Regions from separate parts of the Mus musculus genome. Here all the other regions are linked to region 1. A link is a contact called in ENCODE Hi-C or POLR2A ChIA-PET data. All regions are on one chromosome and are shown on one strand. The core of a region is the stretch at or near the end of the contact, and the rest is flanking DNA. Distances in the headings are between cores, read along the strand shown. Region 1 holds the start of Tnfrsf21 (tumor necrosis factor receptor superfamily, member 21). Region 2 has its middle 29 kb from the start of Adgrf1. Region 3 holds the start of E130008D07Rik (RIKEN cDNA E130008D07 gene).

Region 1 (4,761 bases), core at 614-3,113:
AGCCAGAGAGAGAGACAGAGAGAGACAGAGAGAACCAGAATGTCTGTAGAATGAATTCCCAGGCCATAGCAACTGTCATGCCTTGGGATGGAAGCAGTAGATCTTGGCTGGCCAGGCAGTAAGCCCTTTAGAGGAAGGAGACAAGAGGCCTGCCTTCCCTTACACAGCCCAACCATGAAAACAAGCTCTTTTTTGTTTTTGTTTAGTTTTTAGCTAACAACCTTCATCCTCCCTGCAGGGATGAAAGACATGATTGGTTTATAGCATCTCAAGGGTTTGAATTCAAATTTTCTTCCACCTAATTCCCCACTTGGCCCCAATATTGGAAATAAAGGGCCAGCTGGGGGTAAGTTTTGGATAAGGGATGATGTCAGGTTTTGATCAGATAAAGTGATGGAGGATTGCAATCCGGGCACGCCCCAGATTTGGGTGCTGAGAGAGCCTGCATCATCTTGCTTGGTGACATGTCTAAACACAGAAAGGGAGAAATAAGAAAAGGATGGGGAAAATTAATCGTCCTTTATGTAGCTCTTTCCCCTCCCCCTCGACTGAGAGCCACAGCGCCGGTTGGCTCCAAGCCTGTGCTTTAGAGGCGCCTGGGTCTCTGGGTCCTTCTTCTCCTCCTCCCCCTCCCACCCCACCCCCACCACCCACCCGGGCTCCTTCTTCTTCTTCTTCTTTTGGCTTGCAGAAATCAGGACCCATCTGAACTAAGAGGGAGGAGAGAAGCAAGGAAGCTGAAGCAAGGGGTGGCCTGCGCCCTACTCCGGAAAGCTTCGCGCGCGGAAGCATGCAGCGGTTGCTCGCGTCCGGAGCGCACCGATCCGGCTGTCTCCACTGCGGTAGCATCCGGACATGACATTGCAGTAGCGACAAAGGAGCGGCCACAACCGGCAGCTGGCTACTGACAGGACTACTCGGGCCTCGCACCGCGCCGAGGGTCTGGCAGCGAATGATATTGGGGTGAGGCTGGGTGTTGGGGTGCGAGATAGGCCGAGTCGGGGGCAAAAACCCAAAAATGCGCAGGACCTCGAGGCGGACACCTCTCGCGCCTCCTTCAAGCAGCCAGATTGCAAGAAAAATAATTCTTTAACACTCACTAGCCTTAGCTCACCACACACACACACACACACACACACACACACACACACACACACACGATCTAGTAGGAGTCCTCCTCGGTCTGGCTATTGCCTTGTAACCAACCCTTCCAACCCGTCTGGTCCCACCGCGCGCCTCCGGCACTACGGGCCCGAGGACCCGCCCGGCTCCCGGACACAGGCTCGAACGTAGCCGCCACCCTAGGGTCCCCTCCTATCGCTCACCAGGAGAAGAGAGCCGGCGACCATCGTGGCTCCGACTTGGCCGGCGGTGCGGCTGCAAGAGGCGAGGGCGGTGATGCTGCTTGCCCGGGTCCCCATGGCCGAGCTCGGGGCTCGCAGCGGCGCCCGGGGCGCTCGGCCCCACGGCAGCTGGAATTGGTGGCTGTTTCTGCCCAGCGCCGCATCCACCGCCGCCTCACGGGCGGTGAGCCCATCTACCTCCAGCAGCCCATGTGCACTGCAGCAGCCAGGCACCCAGGCGGAAGAGGGAGGCAGCAGGGGAGGCTCCGAAAGGCGCTCAGCACCTGCCCAGGGGCGCTGGCGCCCGGGCGGTGAGAAGCAGGCGCGCTCGCAACCCGCGCCTCCCGGTGCTCTCCAACGACAGCGGCTGCGGAGAACCAGAGAGCAGGGCTAGCCGCGACAGTGCTAAAGAGCGACTTCCCATAGCGAAGCTTCCAGCCACTATCAAGCACTCGCCTCCTCCGCTGCCTAGACCGGCCGGCGAGGGACTGAGTCGGATGGCCACTCAGCTCGGGGACACACGTGGTGGCGCCGAAGGGGCGGAGAACGACCCTTTGTGATGTCACCCGGGAGGAGGCCGGGCTCTTTGTGCAGATGGAAAGAACTCAAGGCGCTCCAGAAACCGAGGGGAAGGAGAGGGTGCCCCTTGGCGTTAGCTGGAGGAATTGCGTTTGCTTGTTAACCTGCACACACCCCTCACCCCGACTTAACTTTAAAAAAAAAAAATGATTCCAAGTAGATTGTATGTAAAACAGAGACTATTTTCTTTTCCTAACATAAATATTAACAACAGCCAATATAACTTGCGCATAATGGCGCAGGCCTGTATTTTCATTGCCAGGAAAGCTGAGGAAGGAGAATTTGAAGTTGGAGGGAAATTCTGAGCTACACAGAAAACTCCTATCTCATGCATGCATGCATGCATGCATGCATGAATGAATGAATGAATGAATGAATGACCTGAGCATAACGGTGCCATTAAGCACTCTGTATAATGAGAATATGAACTTCTCCAATTCCAGGCCAGCCAAAATTGGAGTTCTACACAAGCCTGGCTTACAGAGCAAAATCCAGTCTCAGAAATCAATCAATCAATCAATCAATCAATCAATCAATTAAAGGAGCTAGAAAAAAAGCAAAAACCATGGAGCTTACATCAATTGCCAGACACAAAGAGACGTGTGTGTTGGTTCCCAAACTGCTGTGTTTTGAGGTCTGCTGTGTTCTCACAGTGGAGCAAAAGGAAAAAGCAAGTGTAGTCTCGGCATTTATGTGTGGCTCCCCTGCTTCCTGACTGCAGACCCGGTTTAACCAGCTGCCTCCTCTCCTCTCCTCTCCTCTCCTCTCCTCTCCTCTCCTCTCCTCTCCTCTCCTCTCCTCTCCTCTCCTCTCCTCTCCTCTCCTGCAATAACTGTATCCCTGAAACTGTTAGCCAGAAGAAACCTCCCCGTCTCTCAGTATTGTTGGCTATTTGTTCTCAGCAGTGAGGAACCTGGACAGAAACAACACTAAGCATCCCTGACAGGGAGTTGCCATGGTAGGAGCCCTATTTCCTTCCTTGCCAGTTACTACATGGAGAGTTGGTTCTTTTTCTCGGCATTCTTTGGAAGAATGAGATGTATTTAAAAATTAATATGAGGATTAATCCTACTCTCATCTTTCAAACATCTGCCAGTTAAAGAAATAAAACATATATTTAAAAAAGCTTGACCATAAACCCTGAAGGGGAATGCTGTAATATTAAGTTTCCAGTAAAAAATTTTTTTAAATTCTGAAAAATACTATCCTTAAATACAGAATTTTGTGAAAGGGGGTGATATTTCAACTTGAAATTCTCAAACTCTCTCCGAGGCTTCCAAAAGTGAAGGGGGATTACTATGTCTTCATGTATAATAGGGCCAATTAATTCTTCAAAACTTCAAATTATTGGCCACCACAATCAAAGGTCTTTCTGTTTAAAAGGGGGTGGGGGTGGGAAGTGAGATATTAAAGAAAAGGGGTCAGCTGACACCTTGCAGACAAATATGAGTTACTTGAGGTAATGTATGATTTGATCTTCCAAGCTGGGAGACTTTAATTTGGGTAAGTGTGGTTCTGACCTGCTCGTTCTCTTTGTTCTTCCTATTGTTTTCATGTTCCATAAGGTCCTTATGGGGCACTAATCATCAGAATTCAATTTTTCACGGGCCTTTGGGTTTGAGTTTGGTTTGGTTGGCTGGCTGCTTTTGGGTTGGGTCTTGCTGTGTAGCTCAGGTTAGCCTCCAGGGGATGGTTATCCTCCTTCATCACCACCTGAGTTACAGCCATGCAATCTCGATGCCTCTTGATACAATATATTCAGTTCATCTTGCTTACTGCTAACTAAGTAAAAACCCCTTAGTATTCTTCATCACAAACAAAAAACAAACAAAACAAAACAAAACAAAAGTGTCTATTGAATCTAGTTAGAATATAAAATGCTGGTGAGATGACTCAGCACTCAGCAGGTAAGAGCACTGACTGCTCATCCGAAGGTCCTAAGTTCAAATCCCAGCAACCACATGGTGGCTCACAACCATCCATAATGAGATCTGACGCCCTCTTCTGGTGTGTCTGAAGACAGCTACAGTGTACTTATTTATAATAATAGATAAATCTTTGGGATGGAGCAAGTGGGGCCAACCAGAGCAAATGGGGTTGGCTGGAGCGAGCAGAGGTCCTAAATTCAATTCCCAACAACCAGATGAAGGCTCACAACCATCTGTACAGCTACAGTGTGTACCCACATACATTAAATAAATAAATAAATCTTTCTAAACAATATATAAAATGCCATTTCTCTATTGCATGTTTAAAATAGAGAAATGTCTTTCATTTTACACTGTAAACTGTTTTAATTACTTCACAACCACATATTCAATGGCATACAGATGTCCTTACTTACACATAAATGGTGAATACTCAACCATAAATAATGGATTTTCTGCCTAAGCTCCAAAGAGTGAGGTAAGTATTAATAAGATGTGACTATAGCTAAAATGGAGAGGTACAAATGAGGCCAAGCTGGACAAAACCAATCTCATCTTTGCCATAAAATAACTGCCTCTGATCCCCAGCCGAATTTAAACTTTGCATGTTTCTTCCAAAACTGTACAAATCTGGTTTCCTCGCCTCAAGCTCATCACCCTTAAAACTTCCCATGTCCTCGGTATATTTCCAATCAATGCATTTTTCCATGTTTCCATTTCCCCCCCCATTTTCTAGGTAAAGCCTCTCTGTGCTGAAGGCAGCAGTAGTTTTGCCATCTTCTCCTCTGTTGGTTATATTTCTAAACTCTATCCTGATTCTTCCTTTCGGAAGCTGTAGGAAATTTTCAGCTCTAAAAGATGTGTGGCGTGGGCGGGGGTTCTAGAGAGACTGCTCCTCAGTTAAGAGCACT
Region 2 (4,761 bases), core at 1,355-3,854, 220 kb before region 1:
CATCTGATGAAAAGTGTATATATTCCAAGGGGCTAAAGAGATCTGCAACCCTGTAGGTGCAACAACATTATGAACTAACCAGTACCCCGGAGCTCTTGACTCTAGCTGCATATGTATCAAAAGATGGCCTAGTCGGCCATCACTGGAAAGAGAGGCCCATTGGACACACAAACTTTATATGCCCCAGTACAGGGGAACGCCAGGGCCAAAAAGTGGGAGTGGGTGGGTAGGGGAGTTGGGGGGGAGGGTATGGGGGACTTTTGGGATAGCATTGGAAATGTAATTGAGGAAAATACGTAATAAAAATATTTTTTAAAAAAGAATAAGAAAAGTGTATATATAATATAGAAGTCAGTGTCAGCTGCCTATGTGACAGACCCTATCTGTTTATTTTTAAATAGGCTTTTTTCATTCATTAAAAATGCTTTATATTAGACCTCCTGCGTGCTGAGATTAGATATATACCTTGCTGAGTTTGTGTGATCCTAAAATCAAACCCAAGGCTTCCTGCATGCTACATAAGCAGTGTCACAATTGAGTGACAGCCCCATCCCCTTGTGCTTCATTTGTACAGAATATACTCTTTCCACACATTCGTGTCACTCACTCTTTACTTCTGTCACTTTGCCTGGAGATCTTTCCATATAAATTCACAGAGGTGGATACATCTACCACATATAGAAGTAATCTCCTTGCATAGAACCAGGCCCATAAGATTGTCATCAAACTTGTATGTTTGCAGACTCAGCAGATTAAAAACCATCAATTTTGTATAAGTTCGGTTTAGTTCATTATTCAGAGTGGTCATGAGCATTACTGCACATGTGTAAAATGTCAGTTGAGCCAGTCGCGGTGGCGCACCACACCTACAATGCCAGCACTGGGGAAGTAGAAGCAGGAGCATCTCAGTAAGTGTGTGGCCAGCCTGGGCTACAAAGCAAGTCCCAAGCAGTCCCGAAACAAAACAGAACAAGCCCATGAACAAAAAGCCATTTGCATTTTTCGTTTCAGGAATTGTCTACTCTTTTCCTTTATTTTTCTTTTCCTGTTGGATTGTTGGTCTCTGCCAAAACCAACAGGAAGTCTTTGGAAGTTCTGAAGCACTAGAAATCTAAAGTGTTGCAAAATATAGTTCACTAGGCAAGCGCTGTCCCTGAACTGTGTTTGCCTCCTCCTGATTTAGGTACAAGGTCCAACCCCAGCATCATAGTTTGTGTGTGTGTGTGTGTGTGTGTGTGTGTGTGTGTGTGCACATACACACACACAGGCATAAGTATAAAGTATATCTATAAGACTATAAGATATGTATACTTATGTATATATGTTATATTTAGGATCCATTTGTATTTTAGAAAAATATGGTTTTTGTTGGAGATATGTATCCTACTATTTTTGTGACCCTCTGTGTTCATCAAGCATCAAAATACTTCAGATATTCTGATACTGGGATGAGGAGATGACTCCATGAATAGTAAAAGCACTTGCCATGCAAGATTGAGAATCACAGTTCAGATCCCCTGAACCCACATAGAAACTAGACACGTATAGCATCCACCTGTAACTCAATACTTAGGAAGGGGAAACAATGGATCCCTGGGGCAATCCAGCTTGCTTGACTATTCTGAATTGGTAAGCTCTGGATTCAGTAAGATAGACTGTCTCAATAAATAATGTAAATAGCAATTGGAAGACACTTGATATTAATATCTGGTTCCTACATGCCCACATGTACACATACACACAGATGAGCCCACATACAAACACATTTGAATGTAAGCTTAATGCACACAACTGATAGTTACTATGGGAGGTCAGTTTTCTTTAAGGGTATGGCTCCTGAGAGGTTGACCACACCCCAATGAGAGGACACACATCTTGGCAGCACACTCCAACTTGCTGAGCTTAAAAGAAGAGCAAAGAGGACACAAAACTAGATGGGTAAGGAAGGGGGTGGATCTAGGAAGAGTTAGGGGAGGGATGGACATGCTTAAAACACATTATACAGAATTTCCAAAGAACTAACACAGAAACACAGACACCACACACACACACAATCTCAAAGCTTGTTTAAACAGAAACTTCTCTTGACACATTTCTTTAAGGAGATGGGAGCTTCAGAAACAATAAAGGATGAAGGGTCTTTATGGAGCATCTAATGCATGGATTTAACCCATACACTCTTTAACTCCTTCATTCTGCATCTCAGTTCTCTTGCAGAGCTAAGGAGCTTGAAGTTCCGATGCCCTGGAAACCTGGACCAGGATCACAAAGCTAGAGAGATGTAGATCTGGGGTTCTAACCAGAGCTGTCAGACCCCAAGGTCCCTGTTGACATTATAGCTCTAGCTGTGACCCTACTATCTATGTGTTTCAGAGTGGGCTGTTCTGTCTTCGAAGATCCATGAGAGTTGAGTAAGAGGAGCCATAATTGGAATGAGGCTGAAGACTCTGATGTTGTTTGGAAGACCACTAGAGTTTATTTACCCCAGTCCTAAAGCATTTCATAAGTCCGGATTGGTCACACGGATGAGGACGAAGAGCCCAGCTGGCTGTCATTGGCTGCGAGCCATGCACAGACAGCCTCCGGTCATTTGTCAATGTTCCCCCGGGTGCCTGCTTCACGTTAAGATCCTGGCAGCATGCCTCATTCCACTGTATAATTGCACTGGCTTCAACAAGGCTGACTAAATCTTGTTGATGAGTCTACTGAGTTCCTGGGCCCGGCAGGCTTGAAGGGCTCAGAAACGGAACAAGGCACACCCAGAAGTTCAGTCCAAAAGCTGGAGACTCGACTCCTCTGGTTTGTCCTTGACAAGGGTAAACATTTCATTGTCAAGTTTCAAACATACTCCACAGATGTGCAGGTTTCCAGAACGTGAAGGGGATGTCAGAACTGGGGTCGTCATCACTCATTCTTAATTCAGTGTTTTCCCTGATGTGCACTGAGCCCTGTCAGGTCTTGTGTTTGTTAGATGGTCTGCAGAAGGTCGGCAGGTAAAGGTCTTGTCTTCACACCCCTGGTCCATTTGGGCTGCCATGATAAAGTTTCATAGTGAGGCAGCTTACAAACAGAAATTGATTGCCATAGCTCCTAAAGCTAAGCTGTCCAGGATCAAGGCAGAGTCTATTGAAGATGCCTTGGCTCTCATGGACCTTTCCCCCTGTATCCTAGAGTGATAGAAAGAGAAAGGGGGTCTTTCTCAGGCCTGAGACCATTTTTACAAGAGCATTAAACACACCCATGAGGGCCTCATCATCTCCCAAAAGCCTCATCTTTTAAGTGTCCCTCCTGAAGCAGGTAGGATTTCAATACATGAATTTCTGGGAGAAATTCATAGGATGTAGAACACTTGCAGAACACAGAACATCTGCAAAGCATAGAACGCTTTCTGTTCAAACAGCTTAGCCTGACTTCTCTAACCTTTACACATCAACTTGGGATGATATACCAGCTCAAAGAAATCTGACAAGCATTTCATTTTCCCCGAGGCAGAAAGATATTATAGCCAGGCCCTGTGAACAGCTGGGCATAGGGGCAGGACCAGGTCCCAGGGACAGCCGGGCATAGGGGCAGGACCAGCAGCTGGACTTTGTTGTGGAAGCTCCTGGACGTCATCACTACAGTTTTCTTGTCTTCCTTGTCCCTTCCTTGGCTGTTTCTCAAACCCTCTGCTGTGAAAGCAATTCATCCTGATTCTCACAAGCCAGTCTGTGTAGCCAAGCTCTCAGTAAGGGGAGTTTTGGTCTTTCCTCTGTCTGCCATGACCTCAGTAACCTGCTCAGTGCAAAATACTTGAGCCCTACTGGCAGCCGAGGCAGAGGGAGAAAAGGTATACAGAATATGCACTTGATGAAAATGCCCCTGGCCTGTTGAGTTGTTTGTGAACCCAGGTCTTGCTATACAGCCCAGGCTAGCCTTAAATTCTGAATCTTCATGTCTCAACCATGCCCGGTTTGTCCTTTCACTTTTCTGAGCCAGGGAAAGAACTCTTGAGAGATCTAGACTTAAAACAAAAAAGCCAAAACCCATACAAAATGACTACAAAGCTTGCCTCCATCCAAGTCTCGCAGCTAACCACTTTGTTGCTCACCAGCTTGCCATCATCAACCCTCACAGGATGCCCTCACACACAGGGAGACACAGGGGCCACACAGGCCCAGAAACAGGGTAGCCCATAGCAGCTGCCCTTATCCCACAGCCATAAACAAGCAGCGATAAAAACGTAAGTTTTTGATATTTTGTTCATTGTGCATTTTATATATAACCTTTAAAAATCCAAATACTACCTGAAACTACTTTTGATATTCTGCTATTCCTAGTATATCCTTAAATGTTGTGCATGATATATAGACCTCTCCTTCCCTCCCCAAACATGAGAGTCTATATGGGCATGCAGTCTTTTATCTCTTATGAACCCCTTAGCCAAAGGTTAAATTGATCACCAATGTTCAAGGGTGTAATCAACTGTGTATAGACAATAGATTATCCATGAACACCACAAAGACAGTTCAAGAATCTTGTAGATGGTTGAACACGTGTGGATGGCACCTAGGCAAAGGCTGTGGAAGCTCACCGTCCTTTCCTGACCCCTCACACTACATAACTCTCCATCCTCTGCAATAGCAAGTAAGGGCTGGGGGGTGTGGCTCATTGGTAGAGCGCTTGCCTAGCAGGCACAAATCCTGGGTCCCGTCTCAGCACCACACAAACTGGGCGTGGCCGTGCACAGCTGTAATCCTAGCATCCTGGAGGTGGAGGAAA
Region 3 (4,761 bases), core at 1,667-4,166, 140 kb before region 1:
CAAGACCCAGCTATACCGCTCCTGGGCGTGTACCCAAAAGATGCTCCACCATACCACAGGGATACTTGTTCTACCAGGTACATAGCAGCTATATTTGTAATAGCAAGAAACTGGAAACAACCCAGATGTTTCCCAAAGAATGGATCAAGAAAATGTGATTCATTTGCACCTGCTATTTTTTTTAATCTCACACTTTTATGACTTACACACTTTTATAGGATAGTCTCTGAATGTCTCATGAAAAGTCAAGAAATGCATACTACACAAGTATAGGGAAGAGATTAAGCATGGAGTTTGCTTTCACAGGGCGCATCATTCAGGGAGGATCCTTACATTAATTGGATTGCAATCAAATGAAACTATAAAGACTTGTGCAGAACTCCATACAAGTTCATAACATCCAGATCCAGCCACATATTTCAAAGGCTCCCCAAGGAAATGGAAAACAGGTTGGGATCTGAAGAAACAGGACAGGAACTTATCTGATGGAAGGTGTTAAAAACAGAGAACAAACACACATCGAAATCCACAAATCCCTACCACAATGTCACCTGCCTCCAAGTCCTCAGACAGCATTGTTGTTATTTGGACTTTTAGCTCCCATGTGCTGGACTATGGGATGGTACCAGGAGTCTGAGAGCTGCAATTCACAGTGGCCTACTGTGCTCTGACAAGTTGCAGTAGTCAAGTCCCATCCCTTCCCACAGTCACCAACTCAGTCCAGAGAGAGAGAGATGCATAAATCTGATATCTTTCCCCAGCATTGTCTAACCTGGCCAAAAAATGTGTATGGGATGTGTGTGTGTATCTTTCTCTCTCTCTCTCTCTCTCTCTCTCTCTCTCTCTCTCTCTCTCTCTCTCTCTCTCTGTGTGTGTGTGTGTGTGTGTGTGTGTGTGTGTGTGACTTTATTTGAGGAGAAGGGCTCACGTGCCAATTTAAATGTGTACAGATCAGAGTCTGTTTTCTCCTTCTTCCTTGTGAGTCCCAAAGATTGAGCTCCCACCATCAGGGTTGGTGGCAAGCCTTCTCTACCCACTAAGCCATCTTGTCAGTCCCAAAACTGACTCTTTAAATGACAATGAGAAAAAATATTGGTAGGGAGAAAGATCAACGTTTTATAAACATGTGCCCTCCACAAAACAAGATAATTAAGATCCTGATATAAATTAGCTCTATAGAAATGATTGTCAAGGAAGGGAGGAAACAGAGACCAGCAAGGTTAAGCTACTTGCTCTTGGCGACACAGGTAATAAGGAATTGCATCAAGCTATGGTACCCTCCTCTCCCTGGTAATAAACCCTGTGTCTGTATTACACCCTGCAGCCAACAACAGACTGGGGGGAAATACACCAGACCAGTGGTTCTTTGTGTTGTAATATCCAAAATGAATTCAAGACCACCCAGTACCTTCCTCCTTCGAAAAACACTTTCCAAACTGTACTTGCAGGCCACGTGCAGAGCCAGATAGGGAAGCCGGCTGACTAAACAAATGTAAAAACATAGTTTTGGTGGTCAAAATGATTAAGCTTGCAACTACCAAAACAATACTAGCTGTTCTCAGAGAAGTAACCATAACAAGATTAGCAATTCTCCTGACCCCTGCCCCACACTGAATTCTGACAAAGACCACAAACCACCCTGAGCTTGTTGTGAGAATTCCCTTGACGTTAATAGCTGTGATGTTAAAGTACTATTACTTTGCTGACCAAATCATAATAACCCACCATGGGGGCAAGCAAAGTAGTCACTGGGCCATAGGGTTACTTAGTCACTATACAAACCAACCAATGCCTGAAAGGGTTACTTGCTACACCAATAAGAACCCTGTTACTCAAATCTGCCCCTTACAAAGGTATAAAAAATGTGATCTTTCTTTGTTCTGGGTCTCTCCTCTGGCCTGCGTGCTGAGAGGGGTGTCCCCAACATGTTGGATCAATAAAAATCCTCATGCGGTTTGCAGCGATGGCGGCGGTCTCTGTGGTCTTTCTGAGTAAGGGTCTTTTGACTGGCTACAACAGTGTGTGTTCTTAAAATCAGCAACATCAATGCCCCACCCGGGGATTTATTATAAATACAGATTCTCCAGCTCTTCACCAGCTAGCTTACTGAAGGAGTCAGGAATCGTAGGTGCAAGGCACAGCAACCTGCCAATGAGCTCTGGTTCTAAGAAGCAGCGCACCAGGTCAGCGTGCTTCCGAACATCTGACGAAGAGACTTTAAACCCCCACTTACTATTTTTAGAGCATTTCTTCTCCAAACACAAACAGTGCCTTGGGGGTTTTAACCTCTAAGGAAAGTGCTTACATTGGTACTGGGAACGTGCAGTTGGCAGCAGCAGACCAGCTGCTGTTCTGCACACAGATGCTTTTTGCTGGGATATAAAAACAATCCGGCAGAGCGCGGGCCCCAGCCCCCAGGCTTGGGGGGCTAACAACGTGTACATTTTCCATGCCCCTGGAGAACAGCAAGCCTCAGAGGAGTAAAAAGAGACTTCCTGTCCCTTTGTAGTTATCAAAAATAAAAAATAAAATTAAAAAAAAATCTAAGGCGAGACTTCAAAGCTCAAAAGAGGGTTCCCACCATCCTTAATAAAGAAAATCCATCCAGCCCCACCCTGACCCCAGACAGAGAGAGTCATCCCTGGGGAAGCATTAAGTTAATCACTGTGGTACCCTTTGGGGCAAAATTAGTAACAGGAACTGTGTTTGAAGGCTCTTGGTAGTGAGGCTTTCCCTGCGACAGGCAGAGGAAATAGTGGAAACAAGACGCAGGCTGCGGGGTGCCTGGAAGCAGCAGGCATTAGGGTTGCTAGTCAGTGCAGTTGGATTGACAGGAGTGGGAGTGTACATCTGGGCCTAAGGGTGTGTCTAAGGCTGGGAAATGCCTTTTGTTACAGAAGGTGGCACGCCTCCTCCTCTCATCTCCCTGCCAAGACCTCAAATAAAATCGTTTCCTCCTGAAAATGCCCATCTCGGAACCTTGGCTGTGCCCCGAGGGAGGCACCGGAATGGCAAAAGTGAGGACATACGGCTGCCAGCATCGTCTATGCTCTAGATAGGGGTCAAATGTCAACTTTCTGCCAGGTCCAGCCCGGATGTGAGGGCTGTGAAGGCAACAACCAAGGAACCATTCCTTCGGATGGAAGTCCTATGGCAGAGAGAAGCTGATGTTTGAATTTTCCTGTAGAGCCCTTGAGGTTCCATGAATCAGTCTGGGAAGGATGCAGGTTAAGTGGGAAGCAGAAGCCCTCAATCACGTGATGACGGAAAAGCCGAAAAGGCTGGGTTATACCCTTAGGAAACCTATTTGTTTCTTGGCTCCCTGCAGGGGCATGCACACTAGCAAAGGCTCAATCCCTTCATTATTCATTTGATCACAAAAGAAGGAATGAGAGGAAAAATACTTTTATTTTTCACCAAGCAATCACCAAGCGCAGGTAGGAGTTGGGTGTTTCTCTTTCCTATCTTGATGAATAGCTGGGGCTTGGGGGGGCTTGTTTTGTTTTTCTTGGCTTTTGTGTATATCCGTTTCTTGTTGGTGGGCTTGGCTTTTTGTTGTTTTGATGATGTTTTGGGTTTTTTCTTTCTTTCTTTCTTTCTTATTTTTTTTTTTCAGCAGGTGCTAGTCACAAAAAACAGCTAGGATGAAAGAATGTACTTTTTGGTAAAAAGGCTTCCAGGGTTGCAGAAAGACTGGATACAAAGACTTAGATGGGCGCTTAGGCTCGATAGTCCAGTCCTCTTCTAGGCGAGCTGAGTTTGGTTTCCAAGGGACACATCTGCCTGTAACTCCAGCTCGGGAGGTGGGGGCGGTGGGGGGGGGGGGAATCCAATGTTCTCTTCCGGTCTCTTAGGGTACTGCACCCATGTACACACACACACACAAACACACACATACTTAAAAATAAAAATAAAAGAATTATTTTTAAACAACCCAACAGGTTGATAGGGCTGGAGATATGGCTCATTGGCTGCTCTTCCAGAGGACTGAGGTTTAATTCCAACATCTATATGATAGCTCATAATCTCCTGTAACTCCATCTCCAGGATACCTAATACCTCCTTCTAACCTCTGTGGGCACTTGCACTCTCATGCACATACAAGCATATGTAATTGAAAATAAAATAAAATAAAGCAATAGTATCATAGATAATATTTTGGTATTTGTCTTATAATGCCCAAAATTAACCTGTAAGCCTTACCTGCCCAGAAACCCAGTAACTTCCTGCAATGCTGGGAATTATAGTTCTTAGGAAACAGCAAAGCATCATGGGAAAGTACAGTGGCCTATAGGTTTGCCCTTTGCCCCTGCAACCCATGGCTCAGGCCATTCTCAGGTGGGAAGTTCTGTGAAATGGTCCCAACTAAGGTCCATCCCTTGGTCAATATCTAATATTTAATAAAGGTTGCTTTAAATTTGGTCCAGAATGTTGGAGTTGTTCCCCCCACCCCACCCCCCGCATATCCCAGAATTAACAGTCTCCCAAATCAACATGTAAACTGTAAAAGACACTTAGTGGAGGGAAGAGAACACTCTTGTCAGGTGTCTGTCCTCCGCCTTTTCTGTTGGTGAGGGCCAGGTTCCTGCAGGCTTGCAGGCCACCTCTGACTCACTCCCGGTGGCGGCAGCTGCTGCTCTTCATCATTTTCTTCTTTGGCAGTTCCATACCTGTATGTAATGAATTTTAATAGTCTTATCCTTCTCTTTCTCCCACTTGAAACCCTTAGTCTCAACGAAGAGCCCCTCCTTCTTTCATGTC

What was found. A loop is a pair of places that touch in the nucleus more often than their neighbours do. ChIA-PET counts read pairs that join two places held with the same protein, here RNA polymerase II (POLR2A).
Region 2: a loop to region 1 is called in a map of mouse trophoblast stem cell, with 3 times the contacts of the local background. The contact joins the enhancer-like site here to the promoter of Tnfrsf21 in region 1. A Hi-C loop is called at or near these places in 17 of 37 maps with a recorded cell type or tissue (ES-E14, T-helper 17 cell, T-helper 2 cell and 6 more). POLR2A ChIA-PET finds 5 or more read pairs at or near these places in 4 of 5 experiments (Patski and embryonic stem cell).
Region 3: a map of heart shows a loop between it and region 1 (2.4-fold over the local background). The contact joins the promoter of E130008D07Rik here to the promoter of Tnfrsf21 in region 1. A Hi-C loop is called at or near these places in 5 of 37 maps with a recorded cell type or tissue (gastrocnemius, heart and left cerebral cortex). POLR2A ChIA-PET finds 5 or more read pairs at or near these places in 1 of 5 experiments (embryonic stem cell).

Annotation. Positions count from the first base shown.
Region 1 is chr17:43,013,657-43,018,417 of GRCm38, reverse strand. Tnfrsf21 (tumor necrosis factor receptor superfamily, member 21) reads right to left here and starts at 1,863. Exons shown (of 6, transcript NM_178589.3): 1 at 1,326-1,863. The coding sequence starts at 1,421.
Region 2 is chr17:43,239,180-43,243,940 of GRCm38, reverse strand. No RefSeq gene overlaps it. Among named protein-coding and RNA genes, the nearest start is that of Adgrf1, 29 kb to the left of the region's middle. Within about 2 kb of position 2,604, at least 1 of the 3 ENCODE cell types and tissues checked has a DNase peak (open chromatin) inside an H3K27ac peak, as active enhancers do; it is gastrocnemius, where a contact is called at or near this core.
Region 3 is chr17:43,156,446-43,161,206 of GRCm38, reverse strand. E130008D07Rik (RIKEN cDNA E130008D07 gene) reads left to right here and starts at 2,916. Exons shown (of 6, transcript NR_045155.1): 1 at 2,916-3,437; 2 at 4,730-4,761.